Linked DNA regions of Homo sapiens: region 2 is linked to region 1. The links are chromatin loops, found by intact Hi-C in ENCODE. Cell type or tissue: dorsolateral prefrontal cortex. All regions are shown on one strand. Each heading gives the region's core, and the rest is flanking DNA. Links, peaks and the distances in the headings are about the cores only.

Region 1 (4,398 bases), core at 133-4,132:
ATTACAGGTATGAATCATTGCACCCAGCCTGAGATTATTGGGATTCAGGTTCATCTGTCTGGACATACTCTAAGCCCATACTTATCAGGTAGGGTACAAAATCAATCAAACTAGAACTTGTAAAACTCAGAGTGATATCTGTTATCCAGTGAGCTGGTAGGAGACAGGAGGGAAAAGGAATAGGAGTGCAGGGTATGGCTTTGATCCTGATCTTAAATGTCTAGATACTGTGTTTTAAGTGTCTCTTGGAGGTGTCCACTCACTATTGTTCCCAGGATTGCCTTACTGAGGCTGCCATTTTCTCCATGAAGAAAATGATGTCAATTATAGGTCAACTAAATCAGATACAGAAAGAAGGGGGAAAGACGGCAACTTCAGGAAAAGAATATTTCAAATACTGAGAATTGAACAGTCTGTATTAAAAATCTGTAACTGATACCTAAATCCAAATTTTCTGCTAGTGGTGTAGTCCCCCATAATTGCTGTAGTCATTAAATGGCACTGAGAATAATACTAACATTTGTCTACTGCCAAAGAGTGGTCACTTTACCACATCTGAAGTAATGCTGAGTGGAACTTGGTTCATGTTAAACTACACAATAATGTGTCATTGCACAATAATGTTCAGTAACTGGACAGAAAACAGGGGTTTTATGGTGACTTATTGTAACTTATGGGCTAAAGGGATTTCGGCATGGTTACATGAGCTCTGTAGAGCCAGGTAGAGCCAAAAGTCTCAGAGCTGAGCCCGCATACAGGCTCAGTTCAGCTATAGATAACAAAAGGAAATGCCCCTGTCCAATGGCAATGTGCTACAACAGCAGAAATACAGAGAAGGAACTCAAGATTGAAGTTATATAGGGGAATAAATCCGCCTGACTCCAAGAAAAGAAAATTTGAAAAGGAATTTTTAAATTTTATAAAGGAATATCATCTGAGATAACCACTGAGCGGACTGGAAAAAAAATCCCACAAATTATCATAATGACTGATCTGGGTTAGCCCCTTTGACCTATGTCTGGCCAGTCCAAAGTACATCTGTTTGCTTCTAAAACTGTGGAGCTGTCTAGGTATCTGAAGACATTCTCTTAACTGCAGGTGTATATCTTAAGCTCAGACATTTCTATGCTCCTGTTTAGAGCTAGTGTCTCTTTTATTTACTGTTTTCTAGAACTTACTGAATTGAAGGGAATCTAAGGAATGCTCCAAGCCATATAGCTTACCAATAGCTCTATTATTCAGGAGTCAACAGAATGGTGCAAAAATAGTATACAATGATTCCCTTCACAAACAATAAAACTTAACTATCGTCAAAATCCTATTGGTATCAAAACCATCAGTGTGTGTCTTTCTAACAGAGTTTAAATTTTAGATGGCACACAGTATCTTGTAGGTTAAAGTATGGTTTTTAGCTACTAGGCTGCAAATTTTAATATGATCTTCAAAAAGCTATTCAAGGCTGGGCATAGTGGCTCACACTTATAATCCCAGCCCTTACGGAAGCTGAGGCAGGTGGATTGCCTGGGCCCCGGAGCTCAAGACCAGCCTGAATAACATGGCAAAACCATGACTACAAAAAATACAAAATTTAGCTGGGTGTAGTGGTGGGCGCCTGTAGACCCAGCTAGTTCGGAGGCTGCGGTGGGAGGATCACCTGGGCCCAGGGAGGTCAAGGCTGCAGTATGTCGTGATAGTGCCACTGCTTTCTAGCCTGGGTGACAGAGTGAGATCCTGTCTCAAAAAAAAAAAAAAAAAAGCTATTCCAAAAAGCATCATAAAATATAATTAATCAAATTGGTGGAAAGACTCTGTAACCATGCAAAAGCTAATAAACTGATGGCTAAGAGCAGACTTGATAAGGAATAGCATAAACGCATTGAGATCATATAAAAATCATCAGAAGACTCCATAACCTGAGGGGGGAAAAGGCTTCTATCAGTGGAAAAGTAGGGGGATGGAACGGATTACTTCCTGATGTAAGACAAAAAGTCCTTAGAATGGTCACCACAGGTCTCTTAGGTCAGACAGAACTCAATGATGAATATAGTAAAAATCAACAAGAGAACCTCTTTATTCTGTCTCACTTTGTTTCACAGCATTTGCTACTTTATCATTTGTCTCCCCTACGCGAATGTAAGCTTCCAAGGACTGTTTCGTAAGGTTGCAAGGACCATTCTATATGCCTAGTACACAGAATAGAGCCTGAATACTAGGCACTCAAATATTTACTTATTGAATGAATGAATGTTTCGTAAATATAAATTTATGGCTACTGGCAGTAATATATATATGGCTACTGGCAGTATTTCCTGGGAGACAATCTTGAAGTGAATCATTTTATTAGGGAAAATTATCACCAAAAGGACAAAAGCCTGACAAAATTGTTTACTTAGAGCACAATATCTGCATCAACATTGACAAACATATGAATAGAACCAACTGAGGAAAAAAAATGAACACCCATTAGCCATGTGTGCAGCATGTGCCTGTAGTCCCAGCTACTTGGGAGGCTGAGGTTAGAGGATCACTTGAGCTCAGGAGTTTGAGGCTGCAGTGAGCTATGATCACACCACTGTACTGTAGCTTGGGTGACAAAGCGAGACCTTGTCTCAAAAAAATAAATAAACAAACATCTCCCAGCCGGGTCAAAACTCATTCTAGGGAGGAAATGTATTGTTTGAGTGGTTTTGATAGGAAATTTTCAGAAGAAGAATGCCTGCACATCATTTAACTGCCCTCAAAGTACTACTGCTTTATTACAGCTCACTGGTGAAGAGATGGGAAACGGAGATTTTTGTGGTTTTACTTAAATGAAAATAAAATGACCAGGCATAGTGGCTCATGCCTGTAAATCCTAACACTTTGGGAGGCTGAGGTGGGAGGACTACTTGAGCCCAGGAGCTCAAGGTTGCAGTGACCCTGTCTTTAAATAAATAAATAAGGATAAGATGAACAATCTGTTCCTCTTGCTGCAAGAAAGGTGCATGAACTTACTCATTATTCAGTCTCTTTTCTTCATGAATGAACACACTTCTGTAGTCCTTCTCCAACTTTCATGTGACACATTAACCCAAACTCATATACTCAGGGACCTGGGATGTACACCATCAAGAGGCCCAGGGCAAGCAAGCTGTATTTTTTATCTTAAAGTCATGCAATTTTACATTCTAAGTGGTAACACACCAGTGTATATTCTGTTTACATTATTTACCATCAAGTAAGACTGACACTGCAAGACAATGAGCCATATTTATTCTGCAGCTTCAAATGCACCCTGCACTCTGCTGTGTACTCCAGAGACTGCATTTCCCAGTTTGAGAAGGACCAGTTAGGTGAAACTGTATTCTATTCTGCAAGATGACAATAACAAACAAACTGGAAAATCATAGGACAGTATAAAGTGTACAAACTTTGAAGTTTTAAAGAAGCCCTGGGTTCAAATCCCAACTCTGCAACTTACTGTATGACCTTCAGTTTTCTGTAAAATGGGGTCCAATACCAATTATCTTCTTGAGTTGTTCTGAGGATTAGAAATTATAAAAATTCTAGCACAGGGACTAGAACTCAGAAATTAGTAATTATTCTCAAAACTGTCTGAGGCCAGCCTTGACTAAACGTATGCACTGATACAAAGATGGTGGTTATGGAAGCCTCACTGAGAAATTTAACAGGCAACAACTTACAAAGATCTTTCCACATAACACAAACTCTAAAAACTAAACTTTTAAGTCATTGCAAAGCTCCTCCAAAGGAAGAAAAATAAAGATGCAAAACTAGTATAGATGATGGATTTCCTGTGGGCTAAAAAATCTCAAAACTATTAATAAATAGCTTATGACTTAATAATCTGAAAGGTAAAAACCTGAAAGAAACAGTGGGAAAAACATGGACTGAGGGTCAGGAAAAGGCAGTTTCTCTTCAATTCCATACCACTCAAGCTGGGCACACAGCATATTTCTCCAGGATGAAATCCTTCATCAGCACAGAGAAAGGGCACTTTGGATAATTCTTCCTTTCCATTTTTGATATACACAATAGCACTGTTTATGTAAAAGAATAATGCACAGCACCTTGGATGAACAAAAGGCTGTAATTTAGCCAAGGCCTCTGCTGACAGATTGGAAGTAAAGGCAAGAAAATAACTGAGATTCAATTATTACTTCAGTGATCCTCGCAGATGTCAGACTCATGAGCACATAACACATATGCAAGAGTTATACACATGGGCATCAGGTCACCTCCCACACTACACCAAACCAGAAGGATCTGCACGGTGAGAAAAATCACACTACTCAGAACGAGCAGTTTCTTAGATTAAGTACCAGAGTCATAAAAAAAAAAAAAAAAAAACAAACCCAAACCCAAAAAACTCCACATACATGGCTTCCAAAGGAAACA
Region 2 (4,398 bases), core at 303-4,302, 59 kb after region 1:
GAGCACAGGAGCTGGTCTGGGCTTGAAATAAGTACCTGGAGTTAAGCAGCAGAGAAGGCCCTCTGAGCTCTTGGCTAACATACATTCTCTTTTACTAGCAAGTGCTTCCAAATATAGTAAATAGAATATGGAGAAAGAACACTCTTTTAAACTGCCTTACACTAAAAAAATGTCTTTAAGCCCATGTAAATCTATGCACAACTCTAACTTCCAAAAAATGTAAACTAAATTCTTCCCAATGATATATTCCCTCTATGAACCACCAGTCATGGAGAACAAACTGTTACGTTCTGACTCTATAATGTAGCTAAACACAGGAAAAGAACAAAAAGTTCATGAGAAAGAAGAAAGCATATTGCTTATTTTTCAAAACATTTTAAATAGAAGCTAATTTTAGAAATGCTGTCTGTTTTTTTTAAATGTACACTAAGTTCCAAACAGAGAAAAAACAACTATTAAAAAAATATTAGGCTGGACATGGTGGCTCACGCCTGTAATCCCAGCACTTTGAGAGGCCAAGGTGGGCGGATCACCTGAGGTCAGGAGTTCGAGACCAGCCTGGCCAATATGGTGAAACCCCATCTCTACTAAATATACAAAATTAGCCAGGTGTGGTGGTGCATGCCTGTAATCCCAGCTACTCGGGAGGATGAGGCAGGAGAATCACTTGAGCCCGGGAGGCGGAGGTTGTGGTGAGCTGAGATTGCGCCATTGCACTCCAGCCCGGGCAACAAGAGTGAAATTCTGTCACCAAAAAAAAAAAAAAATTAATGGGAATGATCCCATTATTATTTTCTTTAAATCTATGATAGGAAAGATTTGACTGGATATTCAATAATAAGAAAATATTTTGTCCATTTTTAAAGACATGATGATATTGTGGTTATGTTTAAATAAAAGATCTTATCTTGACAAATATAAAGACAAAACTATTTAATATATGATGTTCAGGATTTCTTTAAAATTATCCAGCAGGAGAGGGGGTTGGAGGTCAGAAAATATGTATGAGGATTACAAACAAGAGTGGTTATGTGTCGGTAACTGTTAAAACTGCAAGACGGATATTTAGGAATTTATTATACTAGTCCTTTTTCTTGAATATGTTTAAAATTTTCCATTAAAAAAAATTAATCACGCCGGGAGTGGTGGCTTGTGTCCGTAACCCCAGCACTTTGTGAGGCTGAGGTGGGTGGATCACTTGAAGTTAGGAGCACGAGATCAGCCTGACCAACATGGTGAAACCCTGTCTCTACTAAAAATACAAAAATAAGCTGGGCATGGTGACGGTCACCTGTAATCCCAGCTACTTGGGAGACTGAGGCAGGAGAATCACTTGAACCTGGGAGGCAGAGGTTGCAGTGAGCCAAGATCGTGCCACTGCACTCCAGCCTCGGTGACAGAGTGAGACTCTGTATCAAAAAAAAAAAAAAATTAATCAAATGATGTAAGACGTATTAAATGAAATGAAAGTAGAAACTCCGGCAGTCTCCACTACTGCTGACTCATAAGTATAATTTCTACAAAGATAAAATAGGTAAAGCCCCCAATTACTGATAGTACAATGATATGCCCACCTTTGTCAGCCTCAGAAGGTAAAACAGTGGGGTTTCACCAGGTTTTCTTCTACCCATCTGGCAAGGATGCACCAAGCCCCACTAACAGAAAGCTCAGCACATGGTTTGAATTTCCCTGGATGACACACACTGGTATACAGAATGCTTAAAACATGAACATTCCTAGTCATTGCCAACACTTCCCTACACTCCTTCCTTGTGAACAGAGGTTACTTATTTGCAATTCAAACTCTGTTATTGAGGCCTTGGGAAAAGTTACCTTCACAAAGCTGTTTACAGCCATGATGGCCATGTCTGGCTGACTCTTGGCGTAGTTCATCAAGTAGAGATACACAAGCTTCTTTAGTTCCAGATTGTCAGTCTGCATACAGTTCACTACGTCTGGAAAGAGAGAACTGAGAAGAGAGGGTAAAAGAGAAAAGGAAAGTAAGCAGGTGTTGGTGCCAAGCTGTTGGACAGAACATGAATAGCCTTAACTAACAGTGATTTGATGCAAGAACAAATGTCCCCACAGTGGTAACTGTCACAGAAATGAATTACTAAAGAAACTGGCTGGGCACGGTGGCTCACGCCTATAATCCCAGCACTCTGGGAGGCCAAGGCAGGCGGATCACCTGAGGTCGGGAGTTTGAGACTAGCCTGACCAACATGGAGAAACCCCGTCTCTACTAAAAATACAAAAAATTAGCCAGGCATGGTGGTGCATGTCTGTAATCCCAGCTACTCAGGAGGCTGAGACAGGAGAATCGTTTGAACCTGGGAGGCAGAGTTTGCGGTGAGCTGAGATCACACCATTGCACTCCAGCCTGGGCAACAAGAGCGAGACTCCTGTGTCTAAAAAAAAAAGGAAAAAAAAAAAGAAAAGAAAAGAGAAAAGAAAAGAAAAGAAACTGTAGGCCAGACATGGTGGCTCAGGTATGCAATCTCAGAACTTTGGGAGGCTGGGGTGTAAGGATTCACTTGAGACCAGGTGTTCAAGGCCAGCCTGGACAACATGGCGAGATCCTCTCTACAAAAATTTGTTTTAAAAAGCTAGGTGTGGTGGTGCACACCTGTAGTCTTAGCTACTCAGAAGGCTGAAGCAGGAGGTCGAGACTGCAGTGAGCCATGATCACGTCACTGCACTCTAGCCTGGATGACAGAGTGAGACCTTGTCCCCATCCAAAAAAAACAAGAAAAAAATTGTAGTGCTGTTCTCAACAAGGTCTCTATAGTTTTAGAAAAAGCTTTTTATTATGAAAAAATGTTAATCCTAGTGCTGGGATTACATGCATAAGCCACTGTGCCCAGCTTCATCTATAATATTTTAATGTGTATCTTAAGAATCCTTTTTTTTCTTTTTGAGACAGAGTCTCACTCTGTCGCCCAGGCTGGAGTTCAGTGGCACCATCTTTGCTTCCTGCAACCACTGCCTCCCCAGTTCAAGCAATTCTAATGTGTCAGCCTCCTAAGTAGCTGAGATTACAGGCGTGCGCCACCACTCCCGGCTAATTTTTATATTTTTAGTAGAGATGGGGTTTCACCATGTTAGCCAGGCTAGTCCCGAACTCCTGACCTCAGGTGATCCACCTGCCTTGGCCTCCCAAAGTTCTGGGATTACAGATGTGAGCCACCACGCACAGGCAAGTGTCTTTTTTTTTTTCCACTACCTTTATCACATTCAAAAAAACACACAAAAACAAAAACAAAAAAGCCAGGCCCAGTGGCTCACGTCTGTAATCCAAGCACTTTGCGAGGCCATGGTGGGAGGACTGCTTGAGCCTAGGAGTGTGAGACCAGCCTGGGCAACATAGTGAGACCTCGTCTCTATAAATAATTTTAAAAATTAGCCAGGCATGGTGGTGTGCGCCTGTGGTCCCAGCTACTCAGGAAGCTGAGGTGGGAGGATCACTTGAGCCTGGGATGCGGAGGCTGCAGTGAGCCACGAACATGCCACTGCACACCAGCCTGAGGAACAGAGAGAGACCCCATCTCAAAAATAAAAATAAAAAATAACAATAATTATTTTAAAATATTTATTTTATGTACAAAAAGCTAACATGGTTTCTCTCATTGGGTGGGTGCCTTAGATAATCCATTCGTGGAAGATCACTTAGTCCAACTTAATGAAATCTATATCCTTCACGTATGATGGAAACACTGGTGGCATGTAACGAGGCTCAATTTCCAGATCAGACTGTGCCCAGTTTCAGCAGACACAATAGCAAGAACCCTGGCTGACTTTTCGCGGGTGGCTCCAGTAGAGCTGCTGGTGAATCATCTTGCTTTCAGGAGTGCGACAGGGCAAAAGGAACAATAATTCTTCATATCCATCTACTACAGTTTCAAAGCACTTCAGTTACGCTTTTTAAAGTTCATATTCTTCCAGTCTTGACCAGTGGGAACTGAGCTCCTGAATCCTTGTGATATGACCTGGTATTTTCCATACTTTCCTTTATGACAAGATGCCCCATCCAGGCTCATTTTGTACATTTCTAATTCCAGACCTAGAATCAGTCATCCTCCAAGATGTCCTGATTCCCTTTTAGTGAAATTATTTTTTTAACATTACATATTCAGACAAATGAAAATTTGAGAGTAATCAAATATAAAAGGAGTTTATACCTTTCCTAAGTTCTAGTTATTTCATGATTTACCATTCTCCTATAAGCCACAGGAAACAAATTTAAAGGAGCACCATTAGCTTGGAAGGGTTGAGCTTGTCAGATTCTAAAGTGTAAGCTGTATCTTTACAATATAGGATAACTGTAACTTTATGGGAAGTTAGCAATAAATCTTCCCCACAATGCTTTATCAAAGTACCTTATACATTTTTAATACTGCT

The links. Hi-C counts contacts between places; a loop is a spot of excess contacts. Peaks named below come from ENCODE experiments on the same cell type or tissue, not always from the same donor. Only the 100,000 strongest peaks of a DNase experiment are listed, where the experiment ranks them.
Region 2: a loop joins it to region 1, with 5 times the contacts of the local background. A loop is called at or near these places in 12 of 110 quality-filtered maps.

The regions. Positions count from the first base shown.
Region 1 is chr17:35,662,485-35,666,882 of GRCh38, reverse strand. All of the region lies in intron 14 of AP2B1 (adaptor related protein complex 2 subunit beta 1), which reads right to left. Among named protein-coding and RNA genes, the nearest start is that of RASL10B, 67 kb to the left of the region's middle. RefSeq lists a silencer at 966-1,166. In dorsolateral prefrontal cortex, for the core only: no CTCF peak of the experiment used is centred there; no DNase peak of the experiment used is centred there.
Region 2 is chr17:35,603,276-35,607,673 of GRCh38, reverse strand. It overlaps AP2B1 (adaptor related protein complex 2 subunit beta 1), which reads right to left. Exons shown (of 22, transcript NM_001030006.2): 4 at 1,834-1,969. Among named protein-coding and RNA genes, the nearest start is that of AP2B1, 18 kb to the right of the region's middle. In dorsolateral prefrontal cortex, for the core only: no CTCF peak of the experiment used is centred there; no DNase peak of the experiment used is centred there; H3K27ac peaks cover 1,393 bases.